Regions from separate parts of the Mus musculus genome. Here all the other regions are linked to region 3. Evidence: chromatin loops called from intact Hi-C (ENCODE). Cell type or tissue: left cerebral cortex. All regions are shown on one strand. Each heading gives the region's core, and the rest is flanking DNA. Links, peaks and the distances in the headings are about the cores only. Region 1 overlaps Phactr1 (phosphatase and actin regulator 1). Region 2 overlaps Phactr1 (phosphatase and actin regulator 1). Region 3 overlaps Phactr1 (phosphatase and actin regulator 1).

The links. Hi-C counts contacts between places; a loop is a spot of excess contacts. Peaks named below come from ENCODE experiments on the same cell type or tissue, not always from the same donor. Only the 100,000 strongest peaks of a DNase experiment are listed, where the experiment ranks them.
Region 1: a loop joins it to region 3, with 3 times the contacts of the local background. A loop is called at or near these places in 1 of 42 quality-filtered maps.
Region 2: it touches region 3 in a loop (2.7-fold over the local background); 1 of 42 quality-filtered maps calls a loop at or near these places.

The regions. Positions count from the first base shown.
Region 1 is chr13:42,862,367-42,869,910 of GRCm38, forward strand. All of the region lies in intron 3 of Phactr1 (phosphatase and actin regulator 1), which reads left to right. Among named protein-coding and RNA genes, the nearest start is that of Gm52053, 150 kb to the right of the region's middle. In left cerebral cortex, for the core only: a CTCF peak has its summit at 2,004; DNase peaks (open chromatin) are centred at 4,005, 4,476 and 5,078; H3K4me3 peaks cover 1,797 bases; H3K27ac peaks cover 1,458 bases.
Region 2 is chr13:43,090,276-43,097,819 of GRCm38, forward strand. Phactr1 (phosphatase and actin regulator 1) reads left to right here. Exons shown (of 14, transcript NM_001302635.1): 8 at 4,474-4,721; 9 at 6,375-6,531. Among named protein-coding and RNA genes, the nearest start is that of Gm15813, 29 kb to the right of the region's middle. In left cerebral cortex, for the core only: a CTCF peak has its summit at 4,267 (motif pointing left); a DNase peak (open chromatin) is centred at 4,283.
Region 3 is chr13:42,912,239-42,919,782 of GRCm38, forward strand. The region is part of intron 3 of Phactr1 (phosphatase and actin regulator 1); the gene reads left to right. Among named protein-coding and RNA genes, the nearest start is that of Gm52053, 97 kb to the right of the region's middle. In left cerebral cortex, for the core only: no CTCF peak of the experiment used is centred there; DNase peaks (open chromatin) are centred at 4,019, 4,465, 5,204 and 5,732; H3K4me3 peaks cover 2,547 bases; H3K27ac peaks cover 1,627 bases.

The sequences.
Region 1 (7,544 bases), core at 1,913-5,912, 50 kb before region 3:
CAGAACTCATGTCAGGGTTAACACTTGGCGCTATATGTTCAATGAGCTTCCACAATTACATCATGATAGCAATGAATGAGAGTTTTCCTTGCATATGGTCTTTCTTTGCATAACCAGTCTTTCTAGTGGTTAAAGTGCCAGTAGACTAGCTAGAGCAGTAGTTCTCAACCTGTAGGTCCCAGACCCCCTTTGTCAAACCCTTATCTACAAAAATATTACATTACAATTCATAACAGCAGCAAAATTTCAGTTATGAGGTAGCAACAAAAATAATTTTATGGTTGGGGGAATCACTATAACATGAAGAACTACATTAAAATGTCCTGAGTGTCCCAGGTCACCATGTATCCACACCACACAAAGCACTATCAAAGTGTGTCTTCTTTGCCCCGGCTATCTGTGAATTTGAAGACTTAAATAAAATGTAGAAACACTGAAAATATAATAAAACCCACATGCATTAGTCTGTTGACAAATAAGTTAGCATGTGAAGATGCAATTCATATATGTTGGAGCTGTGATACTTTACCAGTTTTTATGGAACAGTGGTCATATGAATGACCTTAACTTGTTCAAAGAAAATAATTGAGTTCAAGATGCCTTGTCTATTAAAAATTGGCCATAAATCATCGTCTTACTGATTCGTTGCCATGGGATTAAGTGCAATGTACAAAATGCCTAGGACAGGGTCTAACACTAAGTACTAAGAATATTGATGTGTAGTCATGAGAACAATCATGATAATGGTGCTGATTTATGGATTAGGGGAAGGAACGGGGGAAGATATCTGAATTCCTCAGGCATATATTTGTCATATTGCTCATGAAGATGATGTCATGCTTCAAGGTGAACTCAAAGGCAACCTGTACATGAGACCCGAAGAGGTCATCATCGTATGATTATGGTACATTGAGACGTGTTATAATGCATCAGTTATCCTTACACTGGGTCTTCCTGTGTATCACGGGCTGACCCCAAGCGTGTAATCCTCCTGTCTCCTCTGCTTGAGTGCTGGAATTACAGGCATCACCATGCATGGTTATACTAGATCTATTTATAAAAGTGGTGCGGTGACATAGATAGGAGAATCATAAGAGTAAAGAGCTACAGTCAATAGCTGAACAACCCTTAGAAACGAACTGTATTCAGCCAGACATAGGCATTGTAAGGATGGATATTCCAGGCACAGAAATCTGACTATAAACAAAATCATGGAGACCATGTCACAGGAAAAGACACAGACAAAACAGAACCAAGCAGTTGAAGCAATGAGGCAAGAGAGAAAATTCCCTGAAGCCAGTTATAATAAACCTTTATAATAAACCTCCAGTGTATGACATGTGGGGATTTTATCCAAAAGGGGATGATTTTCTATTAAAGCCTTTAAGTCGAGAAGTTATATGATGTAATGCCTGAGTTTGATGCATATGCACAGTGACGGCAGGGTAGAAAATGAATCTGAAGGGAGGAGGCAGAGCCTTGAAGACCAGGCTTGCATACTTGGAGTGGCTTGGTTATAGCCAAGACCCTGTGGCTTAGAAAGGTGGCTGGTAGCTTTGTTAAGACTGCATGGTTTATTTTAGGGGCTTCAGGAAATGAACAGAGAGGAGAAAGATACACATGACATGGGGTAAAATGTGACACTGAGTAGTCTATCTAGAACAGTATAGATGGCACAAAGAAGGAACTTTCTACAAACCCAAGATTTATTTGTTTTTTCATTTATGCTTCCCTGGTGACACGAACGAAGCTAAATCTTTGGTATTATCACAATTCCAAATTTATTTAATAGTTTCCTGTTCTACTTAGAAGATACTAATTCAATGATGCTATGGACTTAGAACCAAGTGAATATAAAATCCTTTTCTATTCATTTATTTTTGTTATTGCACTTGTTCTATTATTCCATTGTTTGTTACATTTATTATATGGGCACACATGCCAGGGCACATGTGTGGAGATTAGGGGACAACTTGGGGGAGTCAGTTCCAGAGATCAAACTCCGGGTGTCAGGCCAGCACCAAGTACCTTAGCCCAATGAATCATCGTGCTGTCCACAAATTCTTCCTGTAACGTTTCTAGGCAATACAGACACATGTATTACCAAAGAATGAATTCTAACCCAACAATGGCTACGTATAATCCAGGGTGAGGCTATCTAATGTGGTAATCACTAGATCTGAATACATGTGACTACTGAGGGCTTCGAATGTGACTTTGACTATTCCTGTGGTGTGATATAAACATAAAATACAAATTAAAAGTCAGACATAGAAAAAGGAATACATAATAGTCTATCAGTGTTTACTAATTACATGTTGAAATCATATTTTGAATATATTCTAAAGATAATTTCACTATTTTTTTCTTTACGGTGGCTACTATAAATTTTAAGATTATGTATATGGTCCCTATCCTAATGATTTCTATTGATGAATGCTTATCTACGAAATTCAAATTATTCAGGTAATCGATGTATGTTTTCCTATTATAATTCCTTGCCCACTCACAGGTCCAGTCCCCTGATTATTTTCTAATATATCCCAATGTGTCCTCATTGCTATTAAGAAAGTAGTTACTCCGGCAGCTGTCACAACAGGCTGTACGGTATTTACTACACCTGCAGGGTGAGACATAAACACCATTCTGTCATTCCACTTAGATTTTCCTCGCACATATCTGGTCTTTGCAAGTCAGAGCACGGAAGGCCTGATGACTGCTAATTCCTCACTGGCTTCTCTAAAGAGGGTAATAGCAGTCCCTACCGGTTCACTTCAAAGGGTTGCACGGGTAGATAGTTACCTTGGCATTAGCAAAGGCAGCTCTAAAGGCACTCCACCCATCTACTGACCACTTCTTTAGCGTTGGTCATGGGCTCAGTTTCCCTTGGGAGACGTGGATGGAGGGTCAAGGAGGGGAACTCAGAGGCTGCAGTTACTGACTATTCCCAAAGAAAAGCGAGGATCCTTTTCAAGTCCAGCCCAGAGCTTGCGGCAGGCAAGGCCCAGCTAACTTGGGAGCCTGGAGGGACCAGAGGCCACCCCTGCATAAAAATCATCTTGGCATCTTGTGAACTAGACCAACAGGCTGGGGTTTTGTAAATCTGGTCATTTTGCAAAGAGCCTCGCTACATTCTCAGACATTTCTCAGTGGCCCCTGGGCATTATTCAGCAAGACAAGGCATATGTAAATCAGGTAAACTGGAACAGAATGGAATGGGGTGAAAGGTTAAGGTTTCACTTTCCATACCAAGCTTGGAGCTTTTCCTTGGCCACCATATGTCTTTGAAGTGGTAGGGGAAGGGTGTAGACAGATCAGGTTTGGGGTGATGTAGGGTGGGAGGTGGCTGAAGACCCCTCAAGTCCAACTACCTTTTGACTCCTAGAATTAAGTGATGTGGCAACAGTAACAAACACTACAGCCTTTAGAATTTGCGCATGTGTTATAAAGCTATATGAGACTTTTCAACTCTGGGTTCAGACACTTATCTGAAACCGTTCAGTCCTTAATCTCAAGAAAGCTACCGTCGTTACACCCTGAGAAATCTCTTCTTGAACAGCATTTAAGGGGTTCTGTGCCCATGGCCGAAAAGGCTGTCCCCAAACGAAAATTCCGGAAAAGGTTAATTGTCAGAGTCTGATGTTTTGAGTATCTTTGAGGATGTAGATGATGCGTGGGGGTTTGGGCTGGGGACCTAAGGTGAGGGAGCGTTGCTGTTGGATCAGTTTAATTATACAATGGAGCCAGGAGAGTCGGGTGATGGGATTGCTAATTCCTTTTAGAAGGAACAAACTGCATATTAAAAAGCTCAACAAATATTCAAAAAAAAAGGAGGAAAAAAAAAAAAAAAACCAGCAGCTCAGGCGGTGACTGAGAGTTCCAGACTTCTCTATGGTTGAGTCCTTGGGATCCTCCCAAGCTGAGCCTGTGGAGCTGAGCTGCGGGGCGGCTGAGTCTCAAGACTCCCAGAGCTTGGGGCTGGTCAAGTGCAGGTCCAGGGTCTGGGTTGGATCCCCAGGCTACTTTCTGTTTCACTTCGAGATGTTCCTTGCTTCCCAAACCGGTGGCCTCCCAATTCCAGTGAAAGGCTGGACTCCTTGGAGACCTCCGGCTCTGTGAAGGTAAGAGGTCACCGCGGCTAGCCTCGGGAGGGGGGTGGGGGGTGGGGGGAGGTAGGTACCACCGCCCTGCAGAGTCTGGGTGGTTCCACGCAGGAGGGGAATCTGCCTGCTGCTCTGGGATTCTAAAGAGGCTGGGGGTTGGAAGTGGGTGGTATCTGAGCTTTGAAAGGGAGATTAAATGGACCCCTGCTGCTGAGATGCATGGCCACCTTCTGTGGGGTGAGTTGGATCCGTCTCCCAACTTCTCAACGAGGGAGCTGGTCAGTGGCCAGGCTCTGGCAACGCCGCGAAGGGGAAGGAAGGGGCTGCCTGGCACCGCAAGGCTGTGTGTGTAGCGTCTGTTTGCAGAGCTCAGCCCCGGGGGAGACTGTGTCTCACTCTGTGAACGCACAGCTGTTGAAGAGCTAGAGAGCAGCCCCGGTGTGGATGTGTGTGTGTGTCAGTCCAGAGATCTAGGCTGTCTTTAAGGTAGGAGCAGGAATCTGAAATCATTTTTGGTGCTTTTTGTGGTTTTCTTAAATGCCTTTTGTATTAGTTTTACACTTTGCATGGTTTAGACTTTTTCTTTTCGGGAACTGCCAGCATCAACTGATTTGGTTTTAAAATCTTCGAGCCCAGTTCCCAGGCTGTCCCTGATTTGTTATGTAGTCTATCCTTGAGGATTGGTCTGGATCTGGTAATGTTTTGTAGACCAGGGTATCCCCTCACAGACTTCACTGCAGTGGAGACACCGGGAGCCCCGGATGCCTGCTGAAGCCAGCTCTTAGGAGCCTTGGGAAGTTTCTGACTTAAAGACACAGGAAAGGCAAAACCTGAAATCAAAAGCTGTTCTTTGGGGAAGGTGGACTCGGGGAAAGCTGTATGTAGTTACAAGTGAAAGATAACTTGAAAATGCAAAGGTTATAAACAAGGACCGGGTTTGGTGGTGCATCCCAGCAACGTATTGTAAAGCTTGCTGCAAGAAGATGCGAATCAACACCGAATCTGTTCACTGGCTCACTCTGCACAAGAATTACTTTAGTAGACCATGTTGGCACGGGCTTCTAGAGAAGCAACTACATACACTAGACATGCCTTACAAGAGTTGGTTTCTAATTGTTATTCTTCTCTGGCCACCTGAGGTGCACTAAACACAGCATAATGTTGCTAAAAACAGAAGGGGGAAATGTCCTTAAGAATACCGACTAGGAAGGGATATTGAAGTTTCTGCCATATCTTATCTTTTCTCACCTTACTCCCAGATTTGGGCAAATTGTGTGAGGTGAATGTGTTGACTTAAGCAACTCTTTAAAATGGAACCGTTATTATGTGACAGGGTATTACACTATTCAAATAGAAATGTCTTATGGCTTTTAAGTCTCCAGGACCACACACCACACTTGAAAATCCAAAAGCCCTGTCATGAATTTCTGCCAATTTGTCTTTCTTGGGCACCTGACACGGTATTTATTCTGATACCCAACAAAGCCAAGAGATATCCTGAAGTTTTAAATTGAAACCAACACTTGAAGTACAGGTGCTATAATGTTACAAATATTTATGATAAATATGAGAGCAGCTCAGGTGCCACTTTGTAAAGGCCATACATAGTAGTCCCTGGGGAAAACCTTGCTTAAATGATTGAGTTTCTTTTGTCTGGATTTTTATCAGCTAGAATGTGCTAGAGACCCTTATTTCTGCACTCTGACTATATACAGAAGACTAAGATTCTTTTTAAGAATATTATTTTTATTTAATTTTTCTTATTCCCTTTATATCCTGCTCACTGTCCCCTCCCAGTCCCCCATCCCACATTCCTTTTTTTTTAATTTTTAATTATATTTACGTTCAGAAAGCTTAGCAGTGTACACTTAACCCAGTTTAGTAGTGAGTTCTTCAGCCTTTTCCTTTAGTTGCCTCCCCAGTGGCTGGGGATCTCGTCCTATCTGTTGTAATTGGTCCTAACAGCTTCCACCAGCTTAGCCAGAGCACCCCTGTCTTCTGAGTTAACCTGTGTGAAGGCAACAGCAGAATGTGTCTTCTGTTAACAGGAACCTGATAAAGCTGTTTCCTGAGCAGCTTTGCCAGTGCCTGACAAATATAGAAGAGAATGCTCACAGTCATCCATTGGATGGAGCACAGACAGGGTCCCTAATGAAGGAGCTAGAGAAAGTACCCTAGGAGCTGAAGGGGTTTGCAGCCCCCTAGGAGGAACAACAATATGAACTAACCAGTACCCACAGAGCTTCCTGGGACTAACCCACCAATCAAAGAAAACACATGGTGGGACTTGTGCCTCTAACTGCACATGTAGCAGAGGATGGCCTAGTCAGTCATCAATGGAAGAAGAGGCCCTTGGTCCTGTGAAGGTTCTATGCCCCAGTATAGAGGAATGCCAGGGCCAGGAAGCAGGAGCGTGTGGGTTGGTGAGCAGGGGGAGGGGGAAAGGGATAGGGGCTTTTGGTGGGGAAACTAGGAAAGGGGATAACATTTGAAATGTAAATAAAGAAAATAATAATAATAATAATAATAATAATAATAACAACAACATGTCTTCTTGTGGTCCAGGTACCCCAGCCTGGCCTTTCCCTTGATGATACAGTAGGGTACCCCCATCTTTCGACATAGTGCAGGAAGGAAAACCACCAGCTCAATAGGGTCTATGTCATAGGCATCACCACCAGCTGAGCCTTCCTTCTTGTTCTCTACCAAGGTGGTGACTGTATTGACCCCTGCTCAGAGGACAGGCAGTGTCTGAGTTTGCCAGCACTTTTCTTCTCAGCATGGGCCAGCAGCCTTTGTGCCTCTTGCTTTGTCTCTGGCCTGTACTTGTGGGCAAGCTTAAGCGGCTAAGTAGCTGCTTGTCTGTTCAGGGCCTGGGTGAACTGGTTAATGGCAGGAGGTACTTTGAGCCACTTACAGAGGATGGCCCTTGCTGCTGCAGCCTAATGTAGCAGGGCCATTTGACGAATCGTGTGAGATCTCTTTTGGGCTAGATGTCCTGCCCAATGCCAAAATTCATGGGCCTTTTCTCAAACTAAAGATTGACCACTTTTTTGGCCTCCAGTTACTTCACAACATTCCCAGGGCTGGGTCCACTTTCTTCCTTCCCCCTTGGACTTCTTTCCTTTGGGCTAAGCTGGAGGACAGAGCTCCCTTCCACATTCTTAAAGATGGCCTCCAGACACTGCAGAGCATGGAGCTCTGAACCACTTAGCTTTGAGTATATTGCTTTGCACGCTAATTTCCTACAGTTTGATGATATGTCTGGGTTTGGGTTCCCACATTTTCTATGCCAAAAACTCAGGCTTACAGTTCTATAGAAGATTTCTATGTTACTCTCTGTATAAAGGAATTCTGGGAAATCCCTTGTAGATGCCACGTTTTGTCCCCTACTGGGTATTTCAATACTTTATAGAGCATGAGATCAGAAGATGTAACATA
Region 2 (7,544 bases), core at 2,290-6,289, 180 kb after region 3:
AGAGATTTCCAGAGGAGAGAGAAAGCAATCGGCCCTTTTCCTCTCGGAGATCAAAAAAAAGTGTGAGAAATTATGCTACAAATTACAGAGCCCGAGGCTGAAAAATGTCAGAAATAACCACCGAAGCTCAAGAAAATAGTTCATCAGCTTCGTTTTAAGAAAGCGGGCGCATGTTGTCCAGCGGCCCAGGATTAGTCTGCTAAGATAAGAAGCACACCAATAGAACATTTGTCTTTCTCTTGGACTTTAGTCAGGAGGAAGCTGTGCTGTTCCCTAAATAGGCTAGGGTACTCAGCCTTCCTGAGTAGGGGGTGTGTTTGGAGTTCCTTTCTCCAGAAGTTGTAACGGTGTAAATGAATTCATTTTCGCCCCTGTTCTCTGTCCTAGGAACCAAAGACTCATACTTCTGAAACTATCTGGGATTTGTATCTGATGAGTACTAACTTCTACAATACACAGGCTGACCCATAGCCTACCTCTTCCCGGCACTCTCCATCTCTGATGGTGAAATCAGTCATGGTGGTCGTACCTGATATCGTCTTTTAGTATCTGTCAATATCCTAGGTTGTGCTTGACTGAGTGACCAGTAGGAATAGTACTAGAAGCCAGGATATGGAGCCAGGAAGACTGTGGGTCAGTCACTAGCTGGACCTCCTGGTCTTCGACTCCTCCTCAGTTAAATGGGCAGAGATGCTTTCTGACCTTGTAGGCTGCTGCAAAGTCAGAGGGAGAGACTGGTGCTTATTATACATGATGCTGGAGATTGCTGACCAGCAATACACAGAAACAGCAGCTGGTTATCAAATGCTAGTCATTGTGATATATCCATTAGTGGGGTGTTTCTGGAAGAGAGAGTGCAGGGGTGTGTGTGTGTGTTTGTGTGATGGGGGTCATTATGTGTGCGTGTGTGTGTGTGTGTGTGTGTGTGTGTGATGGGGGGGCATTATGTGTGTGTGTGTGTGTGTGTGTGTGTGTGTGTGTGTGTGTGTATACATGTATGTATATATGTTTATATGTGTGTGTTGAGATAATCTCCTGTGCAGGCCTCACCCTCCTGAGTGCTGGGTTTATAGACATGTGCCACCACCCTTGGTTACCAAGAAAATCAAAGAATAAACAATCAAGCATTGGAACAGGGCAGAATTCCTACTAAAGTGAGCATGGTAATTCAAGCGCATATTCTCTTTGGGAGCACACTTCCTTTTTCGTCCTCTTGAGGATCCAAAAGCGCTAGTGGATAGACACCAGATTTAATACTAGGCAGTCTATAATGCTCAGGACAGTCCTCAGGGCCTCTGCTTCTCAGAAGCTAAGACCCGAGTTGCACCACCCCCAGCTTCGATATTGATTAGAAAAATCAGTTCAGACATTTTGATGGATTCACATAGATTCCTTGAAGACACGATTTTCCTGCTTATACAAACTGAGGCATTCTGGCACATGGTAGATTAACACTTCAGGAAGATGACCCACCGGTGTCAGTCTGCAGCTGTGTTTGCAATGTCCCTACCAGGTGGTTGTTAGCCACCTATATGGGGGTCCCTATTTTTCAGTGCTGGAGGTGACAGGTGCTTTATATCTGTCAACACAGCTAGAGGTCCCTTCCTGTGGAATCCTGTTCTATTCCGAATCTCATGTTCCTATCTTCAAGGAGAAAAAGCACAGACCTTTTTTTTTTTTTTTTTAAATCATAGACCATCTGTCTTAGTAACTTTAATATTGTTGTGAAGAGACACTATGACCTAGGCAACTTATAATTGGGACTTACAGTTCCAGAGGGTTACAGTCAATGACCCATTGTGGCAGAAGGCTTGGCAGTGGGCAAAGAGGCAAGTGGGCACTGGAACAAGAGCTGAGAGCTTATGTTGTTATCTACACATAACTCGGAGGGAGGGAGGGAGGGGGGGAGGGAGGGAGGAAGGGAGGGAGGGAGAAAGAGAGCTAGCTAACTGGGAATTATGTGAGCTTTTGAACTTCAAGGCCCAGATGCAGAGACATACCTCCTCCAACAAGACCACAGTCCCTACTCCTTCCAAGCAGTTCTACTAACTAGGGACCAAGTATTCAAATTTATGACCTTTGGGGTCCATCTTCATTTGAACCACCATGCCACCTATAAGGTTGGGTTTCGTATCTCCTTCATCCCCTCTCCCCTTATCTTTGGACCCACTTTGGAGCTTCCTGCCTCAAGGCATTCTTGTTTTCTAACTTTCAACATTTTCTCACACCAAACAAGAATACCTATTATCTGCCTCCCATCCCTAACTCCCAGGTGTCTATTCTAAGCTCTGTGCCTTTCAGAGAGCGTGCTAATTAAATTATGAAGATAGAGAGAGGTGTAGGCAAGGCTGGGACAAAACACAAGCCATGAAATCACAGTTGTGTCTCTTCCATACACGCCTACTTTCCATGATACCCAAGAAAGATGTCCAGGCACAGCTAGAATGTAGTAGCTATCTTTGATCCGTAGGAAGGGCAGCTTCGAAGGGCAAAGCAGTAAGATGCCCACTCAGTCCAATTTATGGTTAAACATCGTACTTGTCACCTAGAGACCACCCGTAATGTGTCCTGCCTACCCGTGGCTCCCATTGCTGTGTGTGCAATTAGCTGGGAAATGGGGCATCTCTAACCACTAATCTCTAATAAAATGCTGCACTGTTGTAAATACATGATTCTGTCCCATTCGGTAACTGTTGTTTCCAAGTTGATTTAGTTCACTGCCTCGAATAACATAGCTCATAGGGTGTTAACTGGATCTCCCATTTGCTTCATTGAAGAGTTATGTGGAAAATACAAAGAGAAAATCAACCCCTTTGGAAACAGTGAAAGGAAGGAAGTTAATTGAATTTAAATTAGACACAGCAATAACTTAGACCATAATTGAAAGGTTCCAGGGAAACTCATGTTTTCATACAGCATAGTAAGATTCCTTTAGGATAAAATAGTGTAATCCAAAGCTCTGATATATAATATACCTTCACACTCCACTTGTTTATGAATGTCAAATACTTTTTGAGAAGTCTTTAAATAAGGATATAAACTCTATTTTTGATGGTTCTGAAAAAGAATAAAAATTTTATCCGAACTGGGGATGTATGTTAGTGATGGAGCACTTGACAAACATATGTGAGGCCTTGGGTTCAATCCACAGTACTGGAAAAGAGGACAGAGGGGAGGAGGGAGGGAGGGAAGAGAAAGGGGAGGGAGGGGAGGAAAGAAAGAAGGAAACAATGACTTGTTTCTGGCTCCATACTCCCATTATTATTTTTAATATTATATTTAATATTATAATTCATTTGTTTTTGTTTTTCCTTTGTATTTACTCTTCTTATATATCACATCTCAACTAGGAGTTTCCCCTCCCTCCCCTCCCCCCAGCTCCTCCCCCTAACTTCCCCCCTCTCCCCCACCCCTCCCCCAATCACCTCCCCTCAGAAAAGAGCAGGACATCAACTAAATATGTCATCACAAGCTGCGATAATAACAGGCACGTATTCTCACACCAAGGCTGGATAAGGCAACCCAGTAGGAGGAAAAGGGTCCCAAAGGCTGGAAGAGTCAGAGATAGTCCCTGCTCACACTGTTAGGAATCCCACAAGAACACTAAGTTACACAACCAGAACATACATGCAGAGGACCTAGGTCAGACCCATACAGGGGCCCTGATCTCAGTGAGCCCACCTGAGTTCTGGTCAGCTGATTCTACGAGCCTTGTTCTTATGGTGTCTTAGACTTCATACAAAAGGACTCCCTGTTGCTATGAGCTCTTCACATAGGCTTTATTAGGAAACCATAAATGGTTTATATTGTCCAATTGTCTAATAGTGGATGCTTTAGGCGTCTCTTTCACTGAAACTATATTAGATCAGCGTTGGCTTTGAGGGCATCGTTCTTACAAAACTGACCAGTAAGGTGGGCCGGGCGAGGAGTTAGGCTAGGGTTGGTTACCCATGACTGCCTGCTCAACCCTGACACCGTCCTAGGAAGAGTACTTCCTGGACATGGTCCACGGCCATGTCCACCTTGATGTCCAAGCACAGGGCTCAGCCTTCCATCTACCTAAGCTCTCCTCTTCCTCTGTGTCTCCATCCCGATCATGTCAAACTATCCTCTCTCTCTGTTCGTGCCGCTGCTCTGTGTAGCTTTTGAAAAATAGAACCTCACTTACTAGCCTCTCTATCTGAGATCAAGTTAATCCTTCCCCCAGTGAGAAGGTAGGTGGGTTGCAGAGGAGCCCCCCTTCACTGGTTCAAAGTGTGCCATCTAGTGGCTATACATTGTTGTGCACCCACCCATCACCACCATCCATCTAGCGTTCTTCTGTTTGGCTCCAGGCTACCGTCTCCACCAGGGAAGCACTGCCCTAAAAGGACAAACTGTCAGATAAGCAATCTATCACATGGCCTGGGTGACCTTTGTCTCAGAGATAGGGACAACTGAGGTGAACTTCCCCTTTCTTTTCTTTTCATGCAGCTCCGAGCAACGAGTCCCCTGTTCCACGTCTTACCACAGTTCTGGTTTGCACTCAAGCGACGGCATCACAAAAGCAGGACCCATGGGCCTTCCGGAAATAAGACAAGTGCCAACTGTTGTGATTGAATGTGATGACAATAAGGAAAATGTGCCTCATGAACCCGACTATGAAGACTCGCCCTGCCTGTATGGCCGGGAGGAGGAGGAAGAGGAGGAAGATGAAGATGATGACGCCTCTTTGTACACCAGTACGTGCAGGCAGGCTGTCCATGACAGTGGGGGAGGTGTGGGACTGTAGAAACAGCACAGAGCAGCTGCCTGAAGATGTGGTTTTAAGTGGACCTTAGGTCACAGGACGGCTCAGGTGACTTCTCCAGGCCCCTTAAGCAGTAATAAGAAAGCATAAATCTCATGTATACAGCATCATAGCTATACACATCACACAGCTATCTTAATACCCCCTACCTATGCCTTGGTTGCTTTCTTGAAGTATAACCCTCTTTTTCAAACAATAAGGGGTCAGGGAAGGGAGAGCTTGAAAATCTACTGCATGTGTGTAAACCTAGCGACTGTATATGCAGTATATTCATGTTCAAGTGTAGCTCACCAGCTTCAGAAAAGCTGAACTTAAATTCTCCACTGAAAACCTTTAACTATATTGAGAAATAGAGAAAGCAAGTTGGTAATCTATCACTCTGACCATGAATAGGTAGAGTTTAACGGTGCGAGGATAGCTATGGCTGATGTGGGGCAATTGTTTAATAAGTGAATTTATTAATACAGCCGTCACATGTTGCCTGGATGGGGTGTTCCCAACAATGAGCTAAGACTGTGTCCCCATAGCTCTACCTTCAAGCACACTTAGGGCATCAGCATGGTACCCATTTTACTGGTAAACGGGGATAATGGAGAAGAAAGAGTAAAAGTGAGGCAGGAGAAAAAATCAGAGAGGTGCAGTCAGGGTCTGCAGTGACCCAGGATTGAAAGGGGACAGCTACTGAGCCTGCGTGTCAGGTGGTGCCTGAGAGTTGAAGCATCTGTGCCAGGGTGTCTCACATTTGTGTGCTAGACCTTTAGAGCCAGATTATTCTCTGTTACGAAGGTGATGCTGAGCATTGCCTTCAAGGGTCTTCACCAGCTAGACGACAGGACCAACCTCCTGACTGCCACCTAACTGACCTTCAACAACCCAAAATGCCTCTAGATATCTCCTGGCTACTCACTAAAGAGCAAAGTCAACTCTGGTTGAAGTCCTGGATGCTCAGGAACCCGTGTGTTCAAAAGAAAGAGCCATCCCAGAATATTGTCCCTCTCCCAGTCCTCTGCTCTGCTCTCACCCCACATGGTCCCACACTGACCGCCACACTGGGTTATCTCCCTTTGGATGTCCTGAGTTCCAGGAAACTGCTCTGGTCTGTCTCCTGATGGTTCCCAGCATCTGTGTTACCACTGAACATATTCAGATGTGGATTCCCACCAGCCTGCTCTCGGTGGGAGTACCCACTCTCCTGGTGGGAGTACCCACTCTCCTGGCGGCAGCCCCCTTCTTCGGAGCCTTTCCTGGCTGCCAAGACCTTTACCCTGTCTGTTCCTCTCCCCTCTATGGCACTTCACAGCTGGCCCTGTCCTCCGTTGTGATGTTGCTGCATCCTGGAGATTTCTAAAAGGAGAGATCCAGTCACAGGCTTCCCTTCCCTCCCAATATGCCCCATACTCACCCTGTGGGTTATATAAAGCCTGATGATGGCAGCGACCCTAAGAACTTGGACTTTAGTGTTCCTGGCACTAAAGTATTATGCCTTTGTGTCTCTCCCCCTGCCTGTTGCTTTATAACCTGCCCGCAGTTGGCCCCATGGGCATTCAGGTGTCTCTGTTAACTGACTGATTTCTCCCTCCTCCAGGCTCACTGGCCATGAAGGTGTGCAGGAAGGACTCCTTAGCCATCAAACTCAGCAACAGGCCCTCTAAGCGAGAGCTAGAAGAAAAGAACATCCTCCCCAGACAGACGGATGAGGAACGGCTGGAGCTCAGACAGCAGATTGGCACCAAGCTCACCAGGTAAGAAAGCAGCAGCCCCGCCCGTCTGGTCGCAGGACAGTCTCTGTGGCTACGTGTATTGCCCATCGCTAACCTCCTTCTTTGTGTCTCTTAGCAACTTGCTGCATAAAAAGCCAGTGGATAGCAACCTGTTTTGTCCCTAAGTTTGCTTGTACGGTCCCTCTCCTTCACTCAGCCAAGTCTTGGAGGTTTTGCTTGATTCAAGGGTTAGGATTGAAGACCTGTATGTAGAGGAGTTGTGGTTTGGTTAACTACAGAGACAATCAAGCACACTTTCTGTTGTGTAGTCAAGAATTTGGTAGTGATGCCCCATTGCTACTCTGGGATGCTTCTTGAATGGTGTACATATGGTTATTAAAGACATATGTACATAGGCATAGCTTTGTGTTCTAGTAATGTTTTAATATAATGTGCGTTTCATCTATGACTAAGTCTGCATAGTATCAGGTAACATTGTTGAACACCTGCTATAAGGGCGCCGTGCTCCTACGCATTTTACGATATATATATTAAATCATTTCTTCTGTGAATTTCCTATAAGATGGGCATGCTATTGCTCAAATTAGAGTTGTGGCCATCAGGCTTAGAGAACCTTCGTTAGGCTTAGTTACTTGCCTATTATTTCATATTACTATAGATAGGTTCTTTCGCATAATTAGATTGGATTCTTCCTGGAGGATGTTGCGGTAATGATACAGGGCTGTGTGAGAAGTAATCAACATTGATAGGATTTAGCATTGGGTAACATGGTCTTCAAATGAGGGAAACGAAAATATCAGAAAACACTTATCTATGTTTTCTCATGCACTTGCTCGCTCGTGTGTGTGTGTGTGTGTGTGTGTGTGTGTGTGTGTGATCATATCCATCTATCTCATTGAAATGTAGTGGTGTGGCTACCAGTATCTCTATTGGCCAGTGATAATTACAACTCTCTAGAAAGCACAAGCCACTTAGACACTATGACTATTAAACAGTCATCTTTCTTCTAAAGGTAACTTCCATGAATTCTCATC
Region 3 (7,544 bases), core at 2,285-6,284:
AAGCCCAGTTTCTGGTTACTATCTTGCTGGCTGATGGCTGGTGTCCATCCTCACCTTCAGAACCCAGCACAACTCCTTTCCTCTACAAGCTTGCTTGCGTCCTCCCCACTGCGCCTCTGACACCACCACTACTACCCTCCTGCCCCAATTGCTACAGATCAGCCTTCCATGGATGCCTCTCTCAACACAGCTCCACCTTGTCCATTAAATCTCTGTAGGACCTCCTCCACAAGAGCTCCCAGCCCAGATAATGAGCACATTGTTCTCTGTGACTATTCCTGATTGGAGATCTGATGTTTCCATTCAGTGTGTGTTGTTGTTCTTACTGATGTCTAGCCTTTTACCAAGTGTCTCCTCTTCCCCACTAAACTTTAAGCCCTGTGACACCAGAAGTCCTACCTTTTTGCTTTGGAGCTAAAATATGCACTCTTCCCATAGACAATTAATGGCATCACCATACTGATTCCCGCAGGGGCCTCTCAGACCTTACCGCATCCAGGTCTCTTGAAGATCTTGTTAAAATGCAGATTTGGAGGCAGAGCTTGGGATGTGCAATTGTAATAGGCTCCTTGAATCTGCAGGTCTTTGGGATTGCATCTCAAGTAGCAGAGTCTCTGGACACCAAACCAATTTAAGTCAAGTGTAGAATGGGACGGGAGCAGGTTGTCATTCAAATAAGTGACAAAGAGATGGATCATCATGGCTCCTTCCTAGTTAGATTATCTGGGTAAAAAGTTCGGGAAGACCACCGAGACCTGTTCGAGGTGACAGGACGCGTGGGGATGCTTTTCCCTTCAATATAATATATTCCTCCCTGCTTTTAAAGCTGACGAAAAGCCCCGCTGTATTTTTTTTCTTTAATAAAATACCTTAGGATGGCCGTTTTCTTGATGCAAGGGAGAGGAAAACTGCCAACGGTATCAACTGAGTTAAGCCAGAACAGGCTAATCATTAGGCATGAGTTGTCTGTGGGTGGAGACAAGCACAGGTCCTGTAAAAGGCATCCCTTGGCACCACGAGCTGTCTGTTAGGATGCTTTAACAGCCGACGTCAGAAACAAGCTTCAGCAAGGAGGAACACAGTGCACAGAACAAGGTCAAGAGCAAACACAAGGAACACGTCCCCATCAGCCCCGCTACTTGCTGAAGTAAACTGGTGCCAGAAACCGCCAGATATAACCGCCAAACACTACATGTGTTGGACTCTGATCGTCTTAGCCAACCTTCTGTTGTAGCAATAGGAGATGGCAGCTCTGTCCTTCAGCCTCAGATATAAATCTTCATACATCTAAGAAAAACATGGTGGTGGTGGTGGCAGGGGGGAGATGATCTGTCAGCCTCCCAGTTGACTGTAGCAGCTGCTGGTTACACGTGGCTGCTATCCTTTTAAGTTGTAGCTAGTGCAACTGAGAAACTGGGTCGTAATTTTATTGCCCTGTAAAGTATTAGTACATAAATAGCTTCATATCACAAACAGGTACCATCGGGCAGCACCAGTTAGAGGCTGTAAACTCAAGGAGGACAGCTAGGAAGAGAGAGCACCAACCAAGTAGCTGTCCAAGGCAAGTCAATTCTTCTTGCACATTTCTCTTAAATGAAAGGCCCCCGCCTCCAGGACATATCCTTTGATATGTGAGCTTTTGCTAGCGGCTATGTCCAAGTCTGCTATGCTACAATCACAATTGTACTTGGCCAATTAAGATCAGGACACACAGCCTTGGGTCAGGCTTAGTATTCAGGGGGTGAATAACAGATTGCTTCCAGTCCAGTTGTTTTAATGAGGCCAGGTGGGGTTGACGCAAGTCTTCTTATTCTGACCTGTGGGGCAGAGAGTGAAGTTGGAAAGGCTGGCAGGGCTCAAAATACTGTTTTAAAAAGATGTAATGTCCCCAAACCTAGGATACCCAAGATATAAGATATAATTTGCTAAACACATGAAACTCAAGAAGAATGAAGACTGAAGTGTGGACACTATGCCCCTCCTTAGATTTGGGAACAAAACACCCATGGAAGGAGTTACAGAGACAAAGTTTGGAGCTGAGATGAAAGGATGGACCATGTAGAGACTGCCATATCCAGGGATCCACCCCATAATCAGCATCCAAACGCTGACACCATTGCATACACTAGCAAGATTTTATTGAAAGGACCCAGATGTAGCTGTCTCTTGTGAGACTATGCCGGGGCCTAGCAAACACAGAAGTGGATGCTCACAGTCAGCTAATGGATGGATCATAGGGCTCCCAATGGAGGAGCTAGAGAAAGTAGCCAAGGAGCTAAAGGGATCTGCAACCCTATAGGTGGAACAACATTATGAACTAACCAGTACCCCGGAGCTCTTGACTCTAGCTGCATATATATCAAAAGATGGCCTAGTCGGCCATCACTGGGAAGAGAGGCCCATTGGACTTGCAAACTTTATATGCCCCAGTACAGGGGAACACCAGGGCCAAAAAGGGGGAGTGGGTGGGCAGGGGAGTGGGGGTGGGTGGATATGGGGGACTTTTGGTATAGCATTGGAAATGTAAATGAGTTAAATACCTAATAAAAAATGGAAAAAAAAAAAGATGTAATGTGCTCTGGACACACAGTTCCTCGCTTCTTGGCAGAGCTAAGAGGAAACCTAAGATGAAGGCAAGGCCTAAGGATTAGAAAATCTGTTTGCCCATGACATGAGATTCATCCCTTTAGGCATCCGAACAACATCACAAATGTATCTTTGTCATCTCCCAGATACAAGGTAGTATGAGCTGGGAATCCAGTGGCACCTAATCTGAGAAGAGCAGAGGCAGTGCCATTACCTCTAGGGCTGACGACCTAGCTGAGAAAGGGAGATATTACCAAAGACCTTGATGGACACTTGTACAAAGGGGCATCTGATTAAAGAGAGCACCTCTCCAACATCTGCCCCCTACCCTGGGGCTGACATCCTTTCCAGGGCAGAGGGTGGCAGAACACACCGACTTACCAATAAGATAAAAGTGAAACTGCCTGTGCCTGTTTGGGCTGACAAATGATTGGATGGTAGATTGTGTGCCTAGAAACAATACGAGGTAGCACGTGACCCTCACAAGGGTGCCAAGCCTCTCTGGTTAGGGGAGAGACAACAGCAACCTTGGTGTAGTTCAGTTTCCCAGAATAGTTTGAAGTTAGCATCCAGAAAGTTCTTGGTAACAACAGGAAGTGACTGTCCGACTGTACATTCTTTGATTGACACTATTTTGGTAGGTTCAAATAGAAGGAACTGGGTATGGTAAGGTTGAGGCACAGAGGGAACGGGACATTGTGGAGTCTGACACACCTGGCTGTAAACAACAGTTTCTCTTGTTTACAGTTCCTCAAAATCACCCCACCCCCACCCGGAGCTTGTTAACTGTTACAGAACCCTGGGTCTCAACAATGGCCCAGGAAACCAGAATCTCCAGGCCTCAGGGTGTTTGTTTGTTTGTTTGTTTTTAAATAAATAAAGCATTTAAGATGTTTGTAAAGTGTAGCTTCTCTCAAAGCCTAGATTCCCTGAAAAGTTCTTTAAGAGTCTCGGGATGCCCTATAAATGATGAGTGGATTTTAAACACAAAGCGACCTTTAAAAGTCACTCAGAACCATCAAAACCTCAACAAATGAGACTGTGGCTTTGCCTTCTTTCGGGAGCTGTTCTTTGGAAGTCTTCGAGGCAGACAGGGCGCCTGCCTTGCTCGGCCTGAGATCACAGAGCAATGGCAGCTGAGGAGCATTCAGTGAACTAGCTAGTGTCCCTAAAGTTGCATGTTGAGGGTGGCTGGAAGATGGGTTTCCCCCTTTGACTTCAACTAAGGACCCTGGAGTAAAGTCCCCTTCATCTCGGGGAAGCTTTCCCACTGGAAGCAAAAGCAAGGATGCTGTAACAGGTTGTCTAGTCCTGGGTTGTGGTTGGACCCGCCTGAGAATATAATTTGTTCTGGCCTCAGTTCCACCCTAGAGCTGGGACAGCCGCCTGCTGTAGTACATCTTGCTTGCGTTTGGCAGCGGGAGTCCTGGAAGGGGGTGGCTGTGGCATCCTGCCCTGAGTTTCCAGAGTGAAGGTGGCCACAAAACCCCGCCGGCTGGGAGCTGCGGGGCGCTGCGATTCACCGAGGGGTGGGGCTGCCCCGGGGAGGCAGAGCCCAGGAGACCCAGAGCTTCGCTGATAGAAGAGCGGATTCAGCCCTCTGCAGCCCTTCCCACCTCCACCCCGCCCGGGGTCTCGGGATTTGTCCAGGCTCGAAGAGGTCAAGACCTCGAGCGCGCCATCCCGCCCTGCCCTGCCCCGCCCCGCAGTGGCGCTGGTGTGGCGTGGGGGCATGCGGGCGCGGCCGGGGGACGCGAGTGGCAGAGCCCGGGGCAGCGATCGGCGACCAGCCCCGGACGCTCGGGGAGCGGATGGCGGAGCCCACGCGCGCCGCGAAGCCGCGCTGCAGACAGGGCGCCGTGCCAGGCGCGGGCGCCGCCGTGAAGCCCAAAAAGAAAGCTTTTTATTTGCTGAGCATGAAGCCCCCGAAGGACCCCGCCCCCAACAACAATAACAACGTGTCGTTTGTGATCCACTGTCAACTGGGCAAGGAGATCAAGCACATTTGCAGCAACTGCAGCCGGGGGGAGGACGGCCGCGACGGTGAGTGCCCGGCGCGTCGGGGAGGTGGCGGGAAGGTGGCTCTGTCAGTCCACGGACCCGGGTGCTGACGGAATCTGCCACCTGGACAACTGTGGAGACCTTCGCTCCCCGCAGCCGGGCCCTGCACTTTGCAGAGTGTCACCGGGAGCCAGTGGGCTTTCAGCAGCGCCCAAAGAATCAACTGTAGGCTTTTTGATTTGACAAGATGGGGGGTCTTAGGGGATCTGTCCACAGCAGCAACAGAAGCTTAAAAAAAATGTTACACCTGTTCCCCCACCCCCACCCTCACCCCAACCCCCAGCCCCATCTCTGCTGTGAAATTTGCGGGGTTACATTACAGATTGTGGGCTTCCTTCAGGTGGGGTCCCTGGAAGAAGTCATTGGCCTTGACCTCTGAGGGACCCAGCTCACTGAGCATTTGTGGAGTTGTTTGGAATGGTGTCTCTTTAGAGTAAAATATGGCTGGGGTATTTGTTTGTTTGCTCGTTTGTTTGTTTATTGAGTGCCACAGCTCGTCCCTCTTGGACAGATGCCCAGTGCTCAGAGTGGGGGAGGTGCAGGCAGCAGCCCTGGGCAGAAAGAGCCAAGGACCAGGGATAGTTGGCCCTGGAGCAGGCAGAAGCCTCTTCTTGTGTGTGGACTCCTCTGTGGAGGTGCCTATATAGGAGTCTCCTGGCAATTCCCCAGCAGCTCGGTGTGCAGATTCTGGTGGGCCACTGAAGGTCGCGGAAAAGTTTTTAAGCAGCAGATGTAACAGAGGCCAGCCCTGAGCTCAACGCTTAGCTCCAGTTACACCTGCTTGTGCAGGCAGCTTTTCAGTGTTCCCTTTGGAAGTACAGAGATTACTTAGACACCCCCCCCCCCCCAGTTCTCTGCCGGCCTCGGAAGTGCTCCGTAATGAAGTGACTGCGGATGGCCTAATGTCTTTTCAAAATTAGAGTCCTGCTCTCGTAATTATAGTTTTCTTTGATTAAAATGTGAGAGAGGCTGGGTGGTGTGGAGCGAGCAAGCGAGTCACCCAAGAGCAAACTGGGACAGTCCCGGAGGTGGGAGGACAGAGAGAAGCCCTTCCTGTTGGGTTTAATGGTATTTGAGTCACACATGTTGACATGCGTCTGTTTCTTATGTTGGCATGTGTCTGTTTATTATGCTGACTGCTAAACTGGAGACAGCAAGGTGAATGCATGTGAGCAGATTAATTGGACCCCAAACTAGACCTTTCCCATACAGTATAATGGAGAATGTGTTTCGAGCCAAGCTACTTATTAAATGCCAGTCACTCTGTTGACTGAACGGTATCCCAAATGGGCTGCTTCCCCATTCGTGGGAGTTTGTTTAAATGAGTGTCTCTGTGCACTACTATAAAAAGGGAAGGGTGTTTCTACACTCAAGGATGTATGCTTATGTATGTAATTATGAGCTCCATCACCGCTAACATGTGCTGTGTGCGGTTCAAGGCTGGCATGTATTTTAACCTGCCATCTGCCTTCCTTTCAGGACTCGTGCTTTCTCCATAGCCTCAAATTTCAGAATGCTCTCAGAAGTGTGTACTGAGGATGTTCTTGTATCACTTAACATGATACACGTATTTAATCGCAGAAGATCCATATATGAGGAGGGCTAAGGTCGTCGTGTCTAAGTTTTACCTAATTTTGTACCACTATACCAGGTGTGTGGTACTCTCATTTGTTGAGCCAAATAAGAGTGTGGTACCGTTGGGTTCATTCTTTTTCTGTATGGCAGGAACATCAGAAAATTTTATTTCATTCACTGAGTGTGTGTGTGTGTGTGTGTGTGTGTGTGTGGTGTGTGTGTGTATGTGTGTATATGTGTGTGAGTGTGTGTGAATGTGAGAGTATATGTGTGTGGTGTGTGTATGTGTGTGTATGTGTGTGAGTGTGTGTGAATGTGAGAGAGTGTGTGTGTGCATGTGTGTGTGCATGTGTGTGGTGTCTATGCCTGAGCCATGTCACCCATACAGAGGTCCGAGAAGAATAACTTCGAGGAGTTAGTTCTTTCTGTCCACCACGTGGGCCTCAGGGATCTGCACCAAGCGCTTTAATCTGCTTAGCATTTCACCCGAGCAATGGCCTTTTTCAAGTAAATGTATGCTCAGGGCTTAAAGGGGACAGATTTCTCCCAAAACTTATAGAGAAAGACCTTCCTTTCTTCTCCTGCTTTTTCCTTGCGGTGCTGGGGATAGAACCCTGGGCCTTAGACATGCCAGGCGAGCTCTCTCCCAAAGAACTACATTCCAGCCAGAGAAAGATGCTTGCGGTGGCTCTCCCTTCTGCAGCATCTCTCACTCTCTAAGTCTGCCTCATCCCTGATCAACCGTAAAGAGGCCACGTAACTACATCCACAAAAAAGTCTGTCCTGTTTAAGTAGTCTTCCTTAAAATGACGATTTTGTTGTAAACACTTGAAGCATATTTTTATAATTTTGCCACCTAAAGATCTCTAACCAAATGTCTTTTGCTGATATGTAGTAAATTTTAAAAGAAAAAAAATATTCTTGACTAGTTGAAGAGAATATAAAAATAAATTTAGCCACTAACTTCTTAAAATTACACTTATTCATTTGTGTGTATTTGTGTGTGTGTATGTGTGTGTATATGTGTGTGTGTGAGGGTGCATTGTGTGTACATGTACACATGCCATCACACATGTATGCAGATCAGAGGATACCCTATAGCACTTAGTTCTTGTTCTTGTTCTCCCCAGGGACTGAACCGAGGTCACTGGGTTGTGGTGTCCAGTGTCTTTATTTGCTGAGCCACTCGCCAGCCACAGCGATTATCTTTTCTTTCAAGTTATTTTTTTAATGCTCTTAATATTTGTGCATCAGCCTTAAATATGGTTTTGTTGACCTTATTTTTAACCCAATCGCTTTAATACTACTAATAACAATAAGCT